Regions from separate parts of the Homo sapiens genome. Here all the other regions are linked to region 5. Evidence: chromatin contacts called from ENCODE Hi-C or POLR2A ChIA-PET data. All regions are on one chromosome and are shown on one strand. Each heading gives the region's core, a stretch centred on a gene start or an enhancer-like site at or near the end of the contact. The rest is flanking DNA. Distances are from core to core; before and after follow the strand shown. Region 1 overlaps KLHL2 (kelch like family member 2). Region 2 overlaps KLHL2 (kelch like family member 2). Region 3 holds the start of TRIM61 (tripartite motif containing 61). Region 4 holds the start of APELA (apelin receptor early endogenous ligand). Region 5 holds the start of TMEM192 (transmembrane protein 192). Region 6 holds the start of FAM218A (family with sequence similarity 218 member A).

Region 1 (3,062 bases), core at 143-2,642, 140 kb after region 5:
GATGATAGGTTAAAGCTGTGTGCCAAGTCCATTTAATTTTATAATAGGATTGTTTGTTATAGCAAATACTTTAGAAATGTTAGTTATTTTTAAAGCCATTATTAGTCTTTATTATTACTGATTATAACATTTCATCATGTGGATTTATCATATTTTACTTAATTGTTGCCATATTGTTAGATCTTTAGTTGGTTCTGGTTTTTTTTCTACTAAGTAATGCTAAAGTAAAAGTCATTTACGTATCTTATTCCATTTTTTGGACTTTTTTCTCAAGGTAGATTTTCAGAAACATAATTTTAGGGTCAAATGTTTTAAACGTTTATATTTTTTGGTATCTATTGATCAATGTTCCTTATTTGTTTTCTAAGACAGTTGATTAGTTTACAGTGACAGCAAAGATATGCTAAGGGCCAAGGCTTACTGTACTTTAGTTTGAATATATATTGTCTGGAAACATTTTGTTGTTTGAATTGGGAGGTGCTAGAAAGAAAAGTAAAAACATTTTGTATTGTAGTTATAAAATGCACTCTCATGGTTCTATATTCGCTTGATAACTAATGAGGCATCAAATACATTTATCATTTTTGTATGCTATGTTTCTTCTTTTGCAAATTTTCCCTGATTACATCTTTTATGTTGAGAATATTTGATCAAAAAAGGAAGCTACCTATATTGTGAATGATCTGGGATAAAACATCATCTTATGCGGGAGAGAGTAAATCTTGGTGTTCAATTCTCATGAGGTAGAATGTTCAATCCAAGAAAAAAAGCGCTGAGTCAGAGCTGATGTGCTACATGGTCATTGCCATGCATTGTGTTAAATCGTTGACTGACATTTAATTTTTCAATAACCCTGAAAGGTAGGTGGTGTCTTCATTATCCATTTGAGCCACTCTCAAATAAGTTGGACTTTTAAGAGAAACCTTGGGTTAAAAGTAGTAGAAGTAGCAACTGGAAAAAGGATAGTGTAGGAGAGATGGCTTTCAGTCTGCCTGAGGCTGCTTTGCCCCCAAATTTCTCCTCTCCATACTACCTTTGCTTTTCTACTTCATTAATTATAACATTGGAAATGCCACCAATTGCAGTTGTATTCTGCTTAAGAGTCAACCTCTCTTAAAATGTTAAAAACCCCTAGAAGGGATTTATTCTGGAAGATCTTGTGTTATTAGCCATTAATATGAGCTAATCAGACAGTTTTTTTGTGGGGAGGGGGAGGTTGTTTTTGTTTTTTTTAAACTCTGTGGGACATACCTATTCCTAGGGGTGGAGTGTTGGGAGGAGGCAGGCGAGGTTGCATGTGGGGTACAGGAAAGGAGGAGGAAGAAAGTTTCCTTCCTCTTTCTGGGATGTAGGGGGCTGGCCCGGTGCAGAGTTTTGACATAGGAAATGTTTGTCCTTGGCACTCTGCCATCTCCTTATTCATACTTCTACATCTCAAAACCCTACTCCTTGGCCGCAAAACCCAGCCCTCTGCTATGTGCATCCAACCATGACTCTCCACCCAGATCTGCCTTTCTTGTCACTAAGCGTTTCATCTTCTAAACACATCACCCTTGCCTACCTTCTCCCCACACTCCTCCCCAAGCTCCACCTTGCAGGATAGCTATGGCTAGCTGAGTCAAAAACAACAGCAACAACAAAAGCTGTCTTTTCATGCTTGCATGTTTTCTTAGATATTTAGAAGTTATATATATGTGGAGCAATCGGACCCTTTGGTAGTCTCTTCCTAATAAGCAAACTGCTAATGGCTCAGGATTTAAAAGACATACTACATAAATTATTTCCCCCTATGGAATAAATATGCAAGCTGAAAATAAACTACAGATCCTAATAGCCAAGCAGAAGGAGTATACTTGTCTAAGCGAAACATCTTCTATGTAATTTGGCTTGTCAAACAATGTGAAGTAGGATGAAAGCATCTTTACAATGTGCAGCTGGTGTGAGAGTGTCACACAGATGCTAATTGTTTGGCTTGGGTGTCTTCCATTTCTCATGCTCTACAGTGTCTTCTCTGATCAGTGGTGGCTTCTCCCCTCCGTTTCTTTGTTTATTGCAGAAAGCATCTCCACGGTAAAAAATGTGCAGCCTTTTATTTGTCTCCATTGGTTGGAAATCAACATGTACAAATAAAAAAGCTTTTTTTTCCCCGTTTTTCAAAATGACAACATTTTAAGTTAGATTTATTTAATCAGGTGCTATGTCCTTCTACTTCATGTTTCTCCAAACACTTAAAACTGTTGCTGTTCACCGAACAGGAAGAGTAACGTGTAGAGCCTGGTTACTGTTCTACAAAACACTGGCTTGATGATCAAAGGCCTTTCAGACTCCAAAGGCCTTTCAACACGCCAAAGTGAGGCAATCTCTAGTGAGTGGTGGGTAATATTTCCCGGAGAAGCCACAGTCCATATATAGCTCCCCTTAACCCTTGTTATATTTGCTAGCATTGTAGAGATCCAGAAAGAAATTTCTTTACTTGCTTCTCCCTGACTTTCTTTTAAATAATATTTGACCATTTAAATGGTACATAGAAAATGCACCACTTAACAAATACATAAAATTTAACAAATATGTAAAAATAAATAGGAAATGTTCATATCACACCTAACCAGAGATAAAACATATTAACAATTGTGGTATAGCCCTCTAATACTGTTTGTTGTTATGTACACATGTGTTTACCCAAAAAAGGGGTCATACTGTAGATTCTTTTAGAAACTAGCTTTTTATACTAAATGTATTAGAAACATTTTTCCAAGTCATTAAATATTTGTCTACTGTATCTCTTTTAAGAGCTGAAAAATATTCAATTTCATTGATATTATAGAATTGACTTTATTTTTCTCTTGTTATTGGACATTTAAGTTCTTCTCAATTTTTTATAATTTAAACAGCACTATAATTAATAGTTCTTTAGCTAAGTATATTCACATTCGCAGTTTGTTCCATTGTGTAATATAACAGCTTGGGGTCCTTCTGCAAGCAAGGCTTATGTGCAGTTCATTTATTTGGGAAGTGATCCCAAGGAGCCACAGTGAGTGAATGGAGGACTTGAGCTGGAAAGG
Region 2 (3,239 bases), core at 729-3,228, 190 kb after region 5:
GTGTGGTGGCAGGTGCCTGTAATCTCTGCTACTCAGGAGGCTGAGGCAGAGAATCACCTGAACCCAGGAGGCGGAGGTTGCAGTGAGCTGAGTGGAGTGCCCACTGCACTCCAGTCTGGGCAACAATGTGACAGGCTCTGTCTCAAAAAAAGAAAAAAAAAAAAAAAGAATTATTTTGTAAGCTAGGTGTTTGTTTAATAACTGAAAACCCAGTAGTTTCACAGAATTACACATTAGAACTACAGATGATAAAAATAGCTTGTTCAGTTCATCTCATTGCTGTTCCCTGCTGTATACCATTTGATGGTTCCCTGCACATCATATGTAGCCATTTCAGCATACATTCCCATGTCTTCCCGTGTGTCTCGTGTTCATATTTTCCTATGTGAATGTTTATATTCTACCTTGGTCTTTTTAGCTGTGGCCATTCATATTTTACCAATTCAATTTTTCTTATGAAATAACCCCTCATTTCTGTCTCTGTTGGCAATTCCTTCTGCTCTGTTTACATCTTTATAGTACGACCAATACTTTAAGCACCATTTTGTGCGTGGTCTAATCAGAATGACTCATAATATAAAGACTTTATTTATGTATTTATTTTTAACTCTTGTATATGTTTCGGGCAATGCTGGATTAAGAAATAAGAATCTGTTCTCTCGTTTTCTTATATCATCTTCAGTTATTACTCTGTCCTTTCCATTGAATTGTTTTTTAAATTCTTTCACTTTAATACTTTAATATTTTTCTAAGTTTTACTTTGGAGTCTACATTTTTAATTGCTGCAAATCTATATTGGTATTGTTTTTCTGTTTTGCCTATTACTAACAACAGTTCTCAATTTATAACTAACTGCAGATTTGCCAGGATGCTGTTGACTTATTTTTCTAGATCGTTAGCAAATATTTTAATTTAGAATTGATCTCAAAACTCTCTTGGTGGCACCTTGTTAGAAGTAGCCAGCCACTGACACAGTCTATTTGTGGAAAGTTTCATTCTATATGATTATTATCTAAGCCAAAATAAGTAGTTTGGCATATAACATCTGATGAGGTTGAGGATCAAATGGATTCAAATTTGGCATGACTTTTTAAACATTCTTCTGCATGGTATTTTATTGGCCCCTAGAAGTTCAAATGCTTTTCTCAAAATCTTCTAAATTTTTACTCAGAATTATCATCACTTAACAAAGTGTATTTACAAGGTATTCACTTCCTATCCTGGTTTGAAAATTTGGTATTTGCTTTCTTTAAATTTTCTGATCTATCCTCAGTTCTCTGAGATTTTTCAGAAATAATTGTAAGTGGCTCAGTAAGTACATTAGCTAGTTCCCTTAATACCTCAGTATTCATGCCAGGTCTGCTGATTTTATATGTGTTTACATTTTTCAAATACCCTTACACCTGCTTTTATAAGTACCCATCTTTTAAGTCTTCATTAATTCATATTTGTCCATCTTATTTGGTGTCAGTTTTTGTTCTTACAAAATAATCCATTTATAAAAATTGTTCAGTCTTGGCAGTGAGTTTAAGGTTGCCATTTATTTTATTTTATTATTTTATGTAAGTCTTTCCAACTTCCTTCTAAATAATGTGCTATATCTTTAATACTTTTTAAATACTTCATATTTGTAAAAAAGAATTTCTTCTTGTATATTCCTTCCTCTAGCATCTTCAGACTTTCCTATATTTAGCTATGCTGCAGAGACCTTTAGAGTGAAAGTGAATTCATTTTTGATTTCTGGAATAAACATGTCATTTTTGAAACCTAGAGTTCTCGGTAAAAGCCTATCAAGTACTTACTTTCTCTTTTGTGGTGTTGTGTTTACATTGTTCCTGGACTTCTCTGGTTGTGGTTTTGGAGTAGGACTCCTATAGCTGTGTTATACTTTTAGATTTCTCAGTTCTCTAGCTGTTATTTTGTGCTGGGTATGTGGGTCCCTGGAGGTTCTCTTTCATTCTGCTCTATCAGGGTGGTGGGTGGGGCAGCAGACTTGCTGGATAGCAGTGAGCAGCCCTGTTGCTTTGACTTTGCATGTTTACTTGTATGATCCCTTCTCAGTGTGTTTGTTTATCCACACATATTTTCGAAAAGGTGCTGGTGATGAACAATTTTCCAACACCACCATTTGTCATTTTAGAGTTGTTATGTTCAGATTAAGTCTAAGGAGTTGGGTAAGAATGAAGCAAAGATTAATTTCTTATGCTTATTATTTCATAGTAATGATGCCTTTTATCATCGTAATAATGAGTCAAATTGAACAAAATGTGGTAGTCGTGCTGAAGAAATTACAAGGTTTTGATAATATTTTACCATGAGAGTGAATTAGTACTTTTTATATTACACTCTGATTTTTAATTTGCATGAATGATTCTTTTCATATCTCAGACATTAGTTTTGGCTTCTCAATAAACAGATTGTATAAGGTATCCTTGGATTTGCACATCATAATAAAAATTGTGTGTGTTTTGCTTCTTTTGTATTTTGTTAGCTTTTCTCTTTGGAATCTGTATTTTTATAAGGGCTGTCATATTTCTGGGTATATATTATATTTTAAAAATATTTTTACCCAGTATATTTATTGAAGTTTTCAGTTAGAATCTTGATTTTTCAGGAGTTAATTTTCAACTAATATTTATTTAATAGGTAAAATAAAAGGAACAAAGTTTAATTGACGTACATTTCAGGATGATTAGTGAATTTGCTTAACCTCCTACCCCTTGCCCTCTTCAAATATGTTACTTTTAACTTTTCCTTACAAAAGGTCTTCTTTTCTTGTTCCTTCATAGCATAATTAGTATGGTGTTTCTCAAATACCTGTGTCTTTTACAGATAACTGGGATGTCAGCATTATGAGCAACTCTTTTGGTAGCCACACAATGGTTTATGACACAGTCTCTTGGTTTTATATAAATATTCCTGCCTTCCTGTCCCCCCATTGCACGTTCTCCTTGTCTCCTTTATCCCTGATTCCTGGAGACCCAAATCGTTACCCCATTTTCCCTCTCTTGGGTGAGTAAAGGACAAATATTACTACTGTTCTCTGTATGTAATAGCACAGTTTTCCTTTTCATCTTCATTTTAATGTGTAAAAGTGAACTATTGCGTGGAAATAGAAATCTTATATTCAAACTTTGAGGATTATGAAATCTATAACTCAGTGTTATTTATCAAAAAATTTAAAAAATGTTCCCTTCTGAAATTTTAGAAAAATTGGTCTTCATCAGATATATCATCTA
Region 3 (3,091 bases), core at 423-2,922, 140 kb before region 5:
TTGCAGTAATGCTGACTTGTTATTCTTTACTCCGCTGAGATGTTTGGGTGGAGAGAAACATAAATCTGGCTTACGTGCACGTCCAGTCATAGTACTTTCCCTTGAACTTAATTATGACATAGATTCTATTGCTCACATGTTTGTTGCTGACCTTCTCCTTATTATAACCCTGCTCTCCTACTACATTCCTTTTTGCTGAAATAATGAAAATAATAATCAATAAAAACTGAGGGAACTCAGAGGCCGGTGCCGGTGCAGGTCCTTGGTATGCTGAGCGCCGGTCCCCTGGGCCCACTGTTGTTTCTCTATACTTTGTCTCTGTCTTATTTCTTTTCTCAGTCTCTCGTCCCACCCGACTAGAAATACCCACAGGTGTGGAGGGGCAGGCCACCCCTTCATAAAGGACACAAGAGGACTCACTCCAGGTATCATTGTGCCCTCCTTTCCCCAAGCATACACCCAAAGCAGTCTTCTCTACTATTTAAAATCAGGACATTAAGTGAACAGAACAGCTCTGTAGGCACAGTCACCACCCTAGTTTAAACCACTTATGTCTCTCTCCTAGATACACAATGGTGCCTCCAATTTCTGAAGTCTGTAGCTAAACTGACCTTTTCAAATACAAACAGAATCCTTTCATATTTCAACTGAAAACATTCCACTGGTCCTTTATTACTTTATGGAAGCAATTCTCAAATCTTACCTTGCATTATAATCACCTGGAGGTCTTGGTAAAAGATTGCCTGGGCCACATCCCCAGTTTCTGACTCAGTAGGGCTGGTTTTTTCCTAAGTTCCCAGATGATGCTGCTGGCCTGCGGACTGTACTTTGTGAACCTATGCTTTAAGGAAAACAAAGCAAAAAGATCCATTAAGATCTAGTCCAAGTTTTTTGCCTAGCTCCCATCATGTCACATATCACAGTTATGTGATTTTACAGCTACTCTGCAATTCTTTACCTAACTGTAAAAACCCCTCACCAGGCAGCAAGCTTCTTGGTGGCAATACGTCTCTAGCTTGTTTGAGGAATAAATAAAACCTGTGGTAGATTCCAAGCTCTCAGTTTCAACCATCATCATACTGGCTGATTCTTAACATGCCTGCACCTAAAGCGCCTCATCTACAAAGTTGAAATGATAATTCGTACCTGTAAGACCCTTGTGAGGATTACAGGATGCTTACATAGGTCGAGGGTGCAGACGACGTAGGCTGGTGGGTTCTCAACTGGCAGCTACCACTTCGCTCCCTTAACTCCCCAACCCCCACTCCCAAACACGTACATTAACTCTTTGAAGATAACATAGCCACTTCATAAACCCTAATTCAGATCATAACATTTAAAGCTTAATTGATACAGGCTCAACACCCCCATTCTAACTCTACAATCCTGAATTTTTCACAAGAGCTACGCCAGACACTAAGGAGATCCAGTCGTGGGCAGGCAGCGACCCGGAGGTTTAGGCACAGAGAATGTTCAAGAAGCCCCTGTCCAGTTAAGCCTCCTGGCGAGGCCCTTCTGGGCCTTTCCTGCGGCCTTCCCAGCTCACCTGGAGCAGACGGATCAGCAAATCCGGCCAAAGAATACTCAGGACCCACCGAGCCCCCGCGAGGAAGGACTCATACCCCAACCCCACCAAGTGGGCTGCTTCCTGCCTGGGGCTCAGCCTGCGCGGTGGTTGGCAGTTGCCCCGGAAGTGGGCGGGAAGGACCTGCGCATGCTCTGTGACCCTGGGTGCAGGGATTGTGTGAAGATTGAGAGCTGGGGGCGCCCTCTTCCGTGATCAGGGCCCCGTTGGCCCCAACTGGCATTTAATTCCCCTGGCTGTCTTTTCGGATTCTTATCACTTTTTATGTATATGAGTAAACTTGAGGGTCCAAGTAAGTCTGCAAGTTGGTTTTAAAAGCTTCACCAGCACAGCGTCCCCTCCCAGATGGTGAGGGAGTGGAGAGCTTTGCAGGGTCAACTGCTTCCCGTAGCCTGGGGTCGCAGGGTGGAGTCGTTGAGCACTCCCTATGCTTGAAAGAGGAATAGAAGCCCCTTTGGATTAGTTTGCATCTCAGTGGGTGAGTGGGTGGATCTCTCCCACCCTGTGGGATTGTGCCCTACCCTATGAACTCAGGTTTACCTGAGGAAGTGACATTTCAGGCGGAATTTGAGGGATGAAGAGGCATTCGTTGGATCAATTCCACGGTCAAAGTCTTCAAGGCTGGAAGAAGAGCCAATGTGGAGCCTCTCAACTTTAAAGAATTTAGTACAGGCCGGGCATAGTGGCTCACACCTGTAATCCAAGCACTTTCAGAGGCAGAGGTGGGAGGATCGCTTGAGGCCAGGAGTTCAGGACAAGCCTAGGTAACATTGCCAGACCCTGCGTCTACAAAATATTTTAGAAATGATTTTTTTTTCTTTTAATAAGAGACGGAATCTCTCTTTCGCCCAGGCTGGAGTGCAGTGGCGCGATCTTGGCTCTCTGCAACCTCTGCCTCCCAGTTTCAAGCAATTCTCCTGCCTCTGTCTCCCGAGTAGCTGGGTCTATAGGCGCACGCCGCCACGCCTGGCTAATTTTTTGTTGTTGTATTTTTAGTAGAGACGGGGTTTCATCGTGTTGCCCAGGCTGGATTCGAACTCCTGAGATCAGGCAATCCGCCCGCCTCGGCCTCCCAAAAGTGCCAGGATTACAGGCGTGAGCCACCTCACCCAGCCAGAAATGATAATTTTATTTTTATTTTTATTTTTTTTTTGAGACGGAGTCTCGCTCTGTGGCCCAGGCTGGAGTGCAGTTGCGTGATCTCGGCTCACTGCAAGCTCCGCCTCCCGGGTTCACGCCATTCTCCTGCCTCAGCCTCCAGAGTAGCTGGGACTACAGGTGCCTGCCACCACGCCCAGCTAATTTTTTGTATTTTTAGTGGAGACGGGGTTTCACCGTGTTAGCCAGGATGGTGTCGATTTCCTGACCTCGTGATCCGCCCGCCTCGGCCTCCCAAAGTGCTAGGAGTACAGGCGTGAGCCACCGCGCCCTGCCTAGAGATGATAATTTTTAAAAACTTGGTACAAAAGGAACTGAAAGAGGTCATTTGGTTGGCACTACAACGTG
Region 4 (3,273 bases), core at 632-3,131, 240 kb before region 5:
TTTGTCTTTTTGAAAGACTAATTTTAAAACATGTAAATAAATCATGTGTAAATTTTCATGAGTTTAATACATAATCACTCTTTCAGGTAGAAAACCAGGTATTTTATCACATCTTTTTTCTTTTAATGAGAAAAATAATGTTCTATGTGGTTAGATGACTTAAATATAACAGTTTGCTCTGTCCTGATCAGTGGAGATATGTATCTTCCACAGCACTGGTGCATATTAGTGATATTCTAGGAATTCATTGTTGATCACCTGGTAATGAAATATAAAAATTTTAGTCAATATTTGCTCTCTGTGGTAGGTCTCTATCTTATCTATAAAGACTCACTACTAAACCTTTGAATAGACTTAAAACTTGGCCTGAAAATATAGTGCCAAAATCTATATTGATCTCTTATTGATTTAACATTCAACTTTGTTAGCATGCTGTTTTCCTGAATGCTGTACTAAGAAGACTGGGGCGGGAAATGGGGAGGGATTTAAAAATCTGAATAAACTCTTTGCCATTCTTAAGTCACTTGTATATCATGAGTTCAAACTCTATTGTATTCCATTGATTTTATGAAGCAATGGACAGCATGGTAAAGTAGGACCCTTTAACACTATGCTTGCAGTCCCCAAACAGGTCAATATATTCTCAAGACTTCAATAAAGTGAATTTAAGAATTTTTGTATGCCATCGCCTATTATAAACTTCATGCCTAACTAGACAGGCAGGGAAATTTACAGATTGACTTATAAAATCAAGACAAATTGTGCATTAAATTCAAACCTCAGGAAGCCCCAAGGTTATGTACCAACTACCTGAGTCTAAAGAAGCCAAATACAACAAAATTCCTAATGGTTCAAAACAAATTACACATGCTTTAGAGCTAGTACTTTGGCTGTACTTGTGTTTCAAGGCATACCTATACTATTCTTTTGGCATTTTGCATTTTACCTAAAATATGTTCGATATGGATGTTATAAATGGAATTTATTATACTTACATAATAAGTATAGTCATTTCCATTTATAACAGCTGTATCTGATATATAAGGGAGCACTTGAAACAAAAAGAGATCTTGGTGCATGTGTGTAAAAGACAAGGCTAGACTGTTTTTGTGTTTTCTGAATTCACTGGGAGATGAACTAAGACTTGTTTTCTCCATCTCCAATTTCTGTGACTGTGGTATGTTAGCCTGGTATTCCACCACATATAAATTTTTAACCGAACACAGATTTCATGAGTTTGTGGCTTGCCTGAACTTCCTTTTTTAAAATCCTGGACATTTGCAGATGAAAATAATCTGTTACTTTTAAAACTGCACTTTACAAAATATTAATATAAATGTATATGTTTTGCAGATTTATTTCAAAACATTCTAAATTCCAAAAATCTTTACTGTTACAAACCCAGTGAATTAGGCAATTTGGAGAGTTCGTGTAAACAGGCACTACTTTGCAGTAAGTTTGGTAAAGATAAAGCATTTCAGCACATGTTCTGCCACAAAGCATTTGGGACTCTTATGTTAGAGCTTCAGAATTCCTTCTGAAAAAGACAAAAGAGAGACTTCCTGTCATTTCCACTGGTTTCTGCATGTGGGACCAATATGGGCAAAGTTTAAACAGATGCAAATGGTAAGGGGAGGAGGCAGTGTCACGTCTTGTTTTACGTATTTCTTCATATCCAGATTGAATTTAAGTCATTCTCTTCTTGGAGCTTTTGGAGTACACTTCCACTAAAGTTATAGCATGCTTGAATGGTTTATTTCACCAATATTTGCTTATGGAAATAAAGGGGAGTGGCCGAGGAGAAAGGAGAAGAGGAGTGGAGGAGGGGTTTGAGGCTGAGGGAGGCTCTGACCACAGCACAGAGCACCGGCAACTTTGTCTAATGTGATCATTAACCTTCCTGCAAAACACAGCTGGCAGTTCTCTGAGGTTTGTCACTAGAATGTGAAGACAGCCACACAGATATTGCACAGACTATTTACAGATCGTTTGGTTTACATTGAGAGTCATTGCTCTACTTTTGTGCGGTAGGAAAATGAGATTTCAGCAATTCCTTTTTGCATTTTTTATTTTTATTATGAGTCTTCTCCTTATCAGCGGACAGAGACCAGGTAGGCCTTTGATACATTTGTACAAGTAACTTGTTTTGCCTGTTTGCATCCCTGGGTCTCTGAGCATGATTGTGTTTATCTGAAAACCACTTAGGTGTGCTTGCAGTTAGTAGTATTGGGGATAAATGTGTAGGATTTTGAAAGTATGCTATCTATCCTGTTGGGTCTATTATTTCAATATTTTAAAAACATCTGGACTTTGAAATGATAAGTATTTTACCACTATTTTTCCTAAATGCCAAGAAAATAGATCTCTAAGCTATTGCAGATTATGTTGTCTTTACAAGTAAAATGAAACAGAAGTGTTCGTCTATTCATTATAAAGGTAAATAAATGTATAGATTTTTAGGTAAAATGCAAACTCCAAAGCAGTTTATTTAAAAAGTATGTTGCTGCCCAGAGTAGGGGCTGAATTAACATACAAAAAGCATAATGCAACAAAATGCAGATTAAATCTTAAAACAGGTCAATAGCTGTCATTTCTAATTATGTAACTAGGCATGTCACTTAAAACAAATAAGTGCAGTTTTTATTATTATGCTTATACAGCTAAAAAGCATCAAAAATATGTATGATAAAGATACATAATATTAATTTACTTGACATGTTTTCAAAGATGATATCAAGTATATTGTACTTAACCAACAGAAATTTAGTACACAAAAGTATTCTAATGTACTTTTACTTCAAAACCAAACAGCTAAGATTTCAAAGAACCAGTAAGTTTGAAAAAAAAAAGAAAGAAAAGAGAGAAAAGAAGAGAGAAAGAAAGAAAGAAAGAAACAGAAAAAAGAAAGAAAGAAAGAAAGAAAGAAATTAGAAAGTTAAAGTTTTCTGAACCACAAACCCAACTTTAAATAAAAAGGTGGTAATATTTACATCCAAATATGTTAAATTATTCACTTGATAATATACTTCTTCAGTTAGAACAGAAAACGATGCATCACTTGTTAAAAATTCAGACTTTGCTTTTTAGTGAATTAGAAGTTTGATCACTGTGAGTTTATTTCGAATGATGTCCCCTGGTCTGTGCTTTTACATAAGTAAGAAAAAAGTTCCAATTCAGCAACTCTGAGAAAGCAGCTTGATCCCTTCTCATTGTTTACAGCAGTCACTATTCAAACCATTTATACTTTTCAGAAATACACAGTAGCTTTGACAA
Region 5 (3,253 bases), core at 1-2,500:
ATTTTGCTTTAAATATATATGAGTCTCAAATCTACTTACAGGTCTTACAGTTAATTTTCCATTTTCTCAACTGGAAAAAATAGAAAATTTTAGTTTCATTAGAAATTGTTTGGTCTTTATTTCATCAAGATTATTTAACTGGTTACTGCACAAGAATCTAAGCTACCGTAATGCTGGAACTGTTTCATGTTTCTCTTCCTTTTCCTGATGCAGTTCATTCAGTGATAGGATCACAGTAATATTCCTACTAATTTATTAACCCAAATTAGTGCTTTACAGTAACTGTCAACTTTGCATTTCTCAAGAGCAAAAATTTTATTACTTGCCAGTGGAAAATCCAGTTAACTCTCAGCATACATACATGTTTCTCCTAAAAACACCTTACGATACTGAAGCAAAGAAATAAGATTTTTGTAATTATGCTACCATTCTGTACTATACACGCTGTAAACTAGGCCACTGGTTTTTTGTTTTTTTGTTTTTGTTTTTGTTTTGGTAATCTGGTTTGAATCTATCAAAGATTTAAAAACCTTTGTATTCCTACCATGCTAGATTCAAAACAACACATGACACTTTTTCTCTCGTGTGGGTTTCCAGGCCATGATAGCGACAGGTCTGCGGGACGCTGGCGCCCGGCCCGAGCGTCGTTGTCACTCCAAGTCCACAGCCTCTAGAGCCAAGGCAAGGGACCTCACCAGGAAGGGAGATTCGCCCCCTGTGCCCCTGGGACGTCCGAGCGGAACCCATCGGCCCGGCTCCCGGAGACTCGCGGGGAGGAAGGGCTGTCAGGCCAGGCGCGCATCACGTGAAGCTGCCAGTTCCGGGATCAAAGACGTACCCCGCACGTGGGCTGGGCGCCAGCCTGGGACCCCCGGGGGCCGCGCGCCCACCGCCCAGGAGCCCACCCCAGCCTCCACTGGGAAAATTAGCCCGGAGCCAACGTGTCGCGGATCCCACAGCCGCCTGGAGCCCTCCCAAAGCCCCGCGCCCAGGCCTCCCCGGGCACAGGCGGCGCCCCCTTCGGCCGCGGCCGCAGTCGCCAAGGGTGGCTTCCCTCTCTGAGTCTCCGCCCCGTGCGCCCCGGCACAAGAAAAAGCGGATTCCGGGGCCAACCGCCCGCCGCCTCCGTGCACTCACGTCCTCCATCCTGCCCCCCGCCGCCATTTCCCGACGCCGGAGGCCGAAGCCCTGGCCAGCCCGGCCTCTCCACCTGGACCTGTAAGCCTCTGGCCGCGAAACTCGCCACCTTCTGGGACCTGCCAGGCCCCTCCCCAGACACACCCCCTCCTGCGTCCGCCCCGCCTCCGGCTGGCCCGATCCCCGCCCCCTTAGCTCCGATTGGCTGAGATGGTGGGAGGGGTGTGCCGGCCCAGAAGACCTGGACTGTGGGCGGTGGCTACCGCCTGAACCACCTCGGTTCCTGGGGCTTCTGGCCGCAGCCCCTCGGTGCGCTCTTACCCAGAGACTTGAGCATTTAAGGATGCCTTCCTAGTCCAAGAATTTAACTATTTTCGGGCTCCACTTGCATATTTTAAGAACATTAACTTTTTTCGGTCTTGCCTGGTTGTTTGCAGACACAGCTCTACGCCTAGGTAGAACCAGCGGTAAAATCCTACTCCGCCAGCAGAGGGACAGGAGCAGAATAAAGATTCCAATTTCCATGACATATTTACAGATTTCTCCAATGGGAAACAAAGCAGTTCGGAATGCTTACGGCGTTCGTTTATTAAGACAGAGTCTCGCTCTGTCGCCCACGCTGGAGTGCCCTAGCACGACCTCGGCTCACTGCAGCCTCGAATTCTTGGCCTCCTGGCCAGTTCTCCCACCTCAGCCTCTCAAAGTACTGAGATTACAGGCGTGAGCCACTGGGCCCTTGTTTCTTTTAAAATTGAATTTCAAAAAGAGAAAAAACTTCAATGACATTTTCTAAAAAGCTCATGATTGTAAAAATGTAAGCAAACAAGGAAAGAAATTTTCTGTTACCAGCTCCCGGAGAGAACTTTGATATCAGTTAGAATATATACACTCATACATTTTTTTGGTGGGGCGGCGGAGACGGAGTCTCGCTCTGTCGCCCAGGCTGGAATGCAGTGGTGCAATCTCGGCTCCCAGGTTCAAGCCATTCTCCTGCCTCAGCCCCCTGAGTAGCTAGGATTACAGGCGCGTGCCACCAAGCCTGGCTATTTTTGTATTTTAGTAGAGACAGGGTTTAGCCATGTTGGTCAGGCTGGTCTGGAACTCCTGAGGTCAGGTGACTCGCCCGCCTCGGCCTCCCAAAGTGCTGGGATTACAAGTTTAGCCACCGCGTCTTGCCCACTTTCATACATTCTAATGCTTATTTGTACATTGAGTATAGTGTGATCCAGTTTAGGATGTGTGAGATAAAACTACGCAAATGTTAGTGAAGGAAGAGATGGTGTAAGACTCCACGTGATCTTCTTTTTTCTTTTTCTTTTTTTTCTCGTAGAGACAAGGTCTCACTATGTTGCCCAGGCTGGTCTCATAATCCTGAGATTCTATGAATTATTTATCACAAGCCTTTTCTAGACGTGCAAATTTTCTTCTCTGCATTTTATTTTGAAAATTTTCAAGCCTACAGAAATGTTGAAAGATTAATACAATGAACATCCATGTACCCCTCACACTTGATTCATTAGTTGTTCATTTTTTGTCTTGGTTGCTCTGTGTGTGGGTGTGTGTGTTCACATACTTTTTTTTTTTTTTTTTTTTTTGAGATGGAGTCCCGCTCTGTCGCCAGGCTGGATGGAGTGCAGTGGCGCGATCTCGGCTCACTGCAAGCTCCGCGTCCCGGGTTCACGCCATTCTCCTGCCTCAGGCTCCCCAGGGTCTGGGACTACAGGCGCCCGCCACCACACCCAGCTAATTTTTGTATTTTTAGTAGAGACGGGGTTTCACTGTGTTAGCCAGGATGGTCTCGATCTCCTGACCTTGTGATCCGCCTGCCTTGGCCTCCCAAAGTGCTGGGATTACAGGTGTGAGCCACCGTGCCTGGCCATTTTTTAACTGAACTACTTGAAAGTAAATTGAAGACAATATGAAGCTTCATTCCTAGATACTTTGTTGCCTAAAATAAGGATATTTTATATTTTCTTTCATAACCACAATATCAATATTACACACAACTAATAGTAATTCCATGTTTACTAATAACCAATCTATGGCAAAAATTTTCTAAGTTGTTTCCAAAATGTCTTTTTTAGCTGCTTTTTTTGTTTTATTTTGTTTTGTTTTG
Region 6 (3,182 bases), core at 334-2,833, 160 kb before region 5:
TGGAATATATTGAGTTCTGTGCCACACCAAATCCTATGTTTTAAAAAATTTTTTCCAGGCTGAGCTCAATGGCTCAAGACTGCAACCCGAGTAGTGTGGGAGGCCCAGGCAGGAAGATTGCTTGAGGTCAAGAGTTTGAGGCTACAGTGAGCTACGAACTTGCCACTGCAGTCCAGCCTGGGTGACTAAGAGAGATTCAGTCTCAAAAAAAAAAAAAAAAAAAAAACAAGTTTTCCAGAAGATATGTCTTTATTGGTGTTTATATTTACAGAAAACTTAAAGGGAAATTGAGGTTGATTTTCCTTGTCTTCATGTGACCACAAAAGGATGAAGAGAGGATATCAGGGACCAGCCCCAGATGACTCAGGTAATCTGAGACCAGGCCTGGGATCCACACACAAGACACACACACCCAGATGGAAGCACAATGCCTAGTCTCGCTCTTTCCTCAATCCCGATTTAAACTAATTTGGCAGTTTTATGAGATTAAAGAGGGTGTAGACAGGAAATTGGTAGAGGATGGAAAATCGATTAAGATTAGGGACAACTGTGAGGAGGAAGACAAAGGAGACAGAATCTGAGAGCCCTGAGGCGGACTGAAAACGGGGAGGCGGCTCAAAGAAAAGAGTAAGAGAAATGAGCTTTTCTGGAACGAGGCATTGATAACGCTGAAACATGATTAGCCTTTTGAAATAAATCTTTCGTTTATTTATTTTTTTGAGACAAGCTCTCGTTCTGTCGTCCAGACTGAGGTGCAGTGGCGCCATCCTGGCTCACTGCAACCTCAACTCCCCAGGTTCAAGCGATTCTCCCACCTCAGCCTCCGGAGTAGCTGGGACCACAGGGGCGGGCCAACATGTCCGGCTAATTTTTGTATTTTTTGTACAGACAGGGTTTCACCATGTTGGCCTGGCTGGTCTCAAACTCCAGAGCTCATGTGATCCGCCCACCTCAGCCTACCAAAGTGCTGGGATTACAGGCATGAGCTTCCATGCCGGGTATAAAAGGAAGCTTTTAAATTGTGGAGTATTTCATACATCCATAATAGTAGAGAGAACATTATGAAGAACGTACACATAAAAAGAAACCAATTTCTATCATTTGAATTAACAATCTTTATAACCCCAGCAACTTCTCCTGCCAATGGAGTAAATTCCCAGACATCTTATAATTTCATCTGTATATTTCATCTTATAATTTCATTATTTATTCCCTAAAAGACAATATCTCAATTATCATAGTGTTACTGTAACTTTTAATAAGCTGTTCAGTGGGAATTATAACCATATTTTTCTCCAACCAGTTATAAATAAGATTCAATAAATTAAAACAGCAACTGGAATTCTCTTCTGTTAAGGCGGGGCAGGGAGAGCCCTCAGTCTGGCACAGGTAGGGTTGGGTGGCAGAAGAGCAAAGCAAACAGCTGAGGTTCCTTCAGAATGCAACTTTCTCACAGAACACAAGGCTCTCAAGGGGCTTCAGCACCCCAAGCACTGCAGCGTTTCTCCCAGGAGGCTGGGCGAGTCCGTAGCGGAAGTCGGAGCGGCAGAGCAGTGATTGGGTGCGGCCGGCACCGTCTCTGGGCTTCGACTTCCGGGTGAGACCGTGAAGGTGTGGCGCGACGTTGGAGACCGGGGCAGCGCCATGTACCACAGTGGATGGAAGGATGCGCGGTGCGGCGGGGCAGCTGTCCTCTTCTCCCCGGACCCAGCGCCTGGAGAGCCAGCCCTGCAGGGTGGGCTGGGCGAGCCAAACTGCGTTCCTGGTGCAGGGCTTCGGGTCTCCCTAACAGACCTTATACGCTGACCGGCGGCCGCCATGGCAGTGTCTCTTTGCTCAGACATCCAGGGACGACCACATTCGTCCAACAGCGGTCGCTCCACCAATCCTGGGAGAAGCGAATCGTTTTCTCCGCGTGCCCTGTCAGCCGCTCATGGTGCCCAGAGAGGAATTTTAGTGGCAGCATTCCGGCTGTCACGCCACCGAAATTGCCAGGCCACTCCAAGTCAGAAGGACCACCAGGAAAAGTCAGGAAGAGAACCACCATCAGGTCCCAGCCTCTTTTTGTGACAAGGACTAGAGGGTTTGGGTCTGCAGTGGGCTGGCTCCCGCTGGGCTCACCTGTCCTATAGAGCAGGCTGCCTCAAGGAAGAAGCTCACAGGGGACATCTGACATCTGAAACAGCAAGTGTAAAATGCTTTAAATAAGCCAAAACTAAACCAATCGTTATGTTAACTAAAAATACATGAATGCTACCGAAGATAGTCGAATATTAGAGGAAGAGATTAAACTCTGATTTTGAGCACTTTGTGCTTTATTCGGAAAATGAATAAGATGCAGTTCTGAAAACCTGAAAATATAAAGAATAGGATATGATACGCACACTAGATGAAAACAAAACTTTCAGACCATATTTTCTTATTTAAAGCTCTAATAAGTGAGATAGCAGAGTAAACTATTCACTCAAATAATTAGTAACTGATATAAGGGTATGTATCAATAACAGGTATTAAGACAAAAACTTTATGAGCTTTTCCATTTTAACAAGGGATGATGATTCTAGACTTCTGCCACAACATTATGGTCGACAAAACATTCTTAATTCATTTTACATAGATCTGACTCTAGATTCTGAAACAGCAAGTCATAATCTTGTATCTCTAAAGATAGAATACAGTGCGATTTGGAAAGACACCACAAAAACTCATGATCCAAAAAAGATTAAGGCTGTTATTACCAGGAGGAAGAGAAAGAGGACAAAATCAAACTGGATAGATATAATAGAGTTGTTTGTTAGAATTGTCTTCCCAGGAGATGGAAAAAGACGCCATCACAATAGGATTCATGCTTTAGTTTTCAGCTATAGAAATGTAATAACTTTGCCAAAGTAATTACACTACATAGAGTGGCAATCGTTCTATTAAAAGTAAGACCCAGTAATGTTAGGATTTGTTCTGGACAATGAAGGGGATGAGGTTTAATCTTATGACTTGAATGCCAGGTCTGAAATCTTTTCTTCAAGTGATATTTTTATGAAACTACTTAGGCTGTGTTTCACACTGGGTATGATTTCTAACCTCTTATAACCTGTACAGTAATAGATTATGAAGGATGAATTATTTGAAAGCTATTTTGTATTATTTAGGAGAGGAGCTCTTCAATTCTGAATTGTCTGCCACTT

What was found. A loop is a pair of places that touch in the nucleus more often than their neighbours do. ChIA-PET counts read pairs that join two places held with the same protein, here RNA polymerase II (POLR2A). Pooled maps may share reads with other maps.
Region 1: a loop to region 5 is called in a map of naive thymus-derived CD4-positive, alpha-beta T cell, with 2.4 times the contacts of the local background. The contact joins the enhancer-like site here to the promoter of TMEM192 in region 5. A Hi-C loop is called at or near these places in 2 of 168 maps with a recorded cell type or tissue (both naive thymus-derived CD4-positive, alpha-beta T cell) and 8 of 50 pooled maps. POLR2A ChIA-PET finds 5 or more read pairs at or near these places in 5 of 52 experiments (GM10248, MCF 10A, activated T-cell and 2 more).
Region 2: a loop to region 5 is called in a pooled map, with 4 times the contacts of the local background. The contact joins the enhancer-like site here to the promoter of TMEM192 in region 5. A Hi-C loop is called at or near these places in 1 of 168 maps with a recorded cell type or tissue (gastrocnemius medialis), 1 of 37 single-sample maps with no recorded cell type and 8 of 50 pooled maps. POLR2A ChIA-PET finds 5 or more read pairs at or near these places in 7 of 52 experiments (BJ, Caco-2, GM12878 and 4 more).
Region 3: a map of OCI-LY7 shows a loop between it and region 5 (3-fold over the local background). The contact joins the promoter of TRIM61 here to the promoter of TMEM192 in region 5. A Hi-C loop is called at or near these places in 1 of 168 maps with a recorded cell type or tissue (OCI-LY7), 3 of 37 single-sample maps with no recorded cell type and 10 of 50 pooled maps. POLR2A ChIA-PET finds 5 or more read pairs at or near these places in 4 of 52 experiments (AG04449, OCI-LY7, activated T-cell and 1 more).
Region 4: a loop to region 5 is called in a map of Caco-2, with 3 times the contacts of the local background. The contact joins the promoter of APELA here to the promoter of TMEM192 in region 5. A Hi-C loop is called at or near these places in 1 of 168 maps with a recorded cell type or tissue (Caco-2), 7 of 37 single-sample maps with no recorded cell type and 5 of 50 pooled maps. POLR2A ChIA-PET finds 5 or more read pairs at or near these places in 2 of 52 experiments (Caco-2 and activated CD4-positive, alpha-beta T cell).
Region 6: a map of B cell shows a loop between it and region 5 (11-fold over the local background). The contact joins the promoter of FAM218A here to the promoter of TMEM192 in region 5. A Hi-C loop is called at or near these places in 8 of 168 maps with a recorded cell type or tissue (B cell, CD4-positive, alpha-beta T cell, CD4-positive, alpha-beta memory T cell and 4 more), 15 of 37 single-sample maps with no recorded cell type and 21 of 50 pooled maps. POLR2A ChIA-PET finds 5 or more read pairs at or near these places in 3 of 52 experiments (MCF 10A, activated T-cell and activated naive CD4-positive, alpha-beta T cell).

Annotation. Positions count from the first base shown.
Region 1 is chr4:165,254,184-165,257,245 of GRCh38, forward strand. All of the region lies in intron 4 of KLHL2 (kelch like family member 2), which reads left to right. Among named protein-coding and RNA genes, the nearest start is that of GK3, 24 kb to the right of the region's middle. Within about 2 kb of position 1,393, at least 6 of the 41 ENCODE cell types and tissues checked have a DNase peak (open chromatin) inside an H3K27ac peak, as active enhancers do.
Region 2 is chr4:165,300,148-165,303,386 of GRCh38, forward strand. All of the region lies in intron 8 of KLHL2 (kelch like family member 2), which reads left to right. Among named protein-coding and RNA genes, the nearest start is that of GK3, 22 kb to the left of the region's middle. Within about 2 kb of position 1,979, at least 2 of the 41 ENCODE cell types and tissues checked have a DNase peak (open chromatin) inside an H3K27ac peak, as active enhancers do; they include GM12878, where a contact is called at or near this core.
Region 3 is chr4:164,975,985-164,979,075 of GRCh38, forward strand. TRIM61 (tripartite motif containing 61) reads right to left here and starts at 1,673. Exons shown (of 3, transcript NM_001414904.1): 1 at 1,547-1,673; 2 at 704-841. RefSeq lists enhancers at 1,782-1,861, 1,892-1,951.
Region 4 is chr4:164,875,297-164,878,569 of GRCh38, forward strand. It overlaps APELA (apelin receptor early endogenous ligand), which reads left to right and starts at 1,882. Exons shown (of 3, transcript NM_001297550.2): 1 at 1,882-2,111. The coding sequence starts at 2,036.
Region 5 is chr4:165,111,610-165,114,862 of GRCh38, forward strand. It overlaps TMEM192 (transmembrane protein 192), which reads right to left and starts at 1,251. Exons shown (of 6, transcript NM_001100389.2): 1 at 1,138-1,251. The coding sequence starts at 1,164. RefSeq lists enhancers at 527-766, 1,547-1,606 and silencers at 797-1,056, 1,225-1,423.
Region 6 is chr4:164,955,365-164,958,546 of GRCh38, forward strand. FAM218A (family with sequence similarity 218 member A) reads left to right here and starts at 1,584. Exons shown (of 1, transcript NR_160935.1): 1 at 1,584-3,182. It also overlaps a transcript of TRIM61 not described here. RefSeq lists enhancers at 1,334-1,383, 1,684-1,843.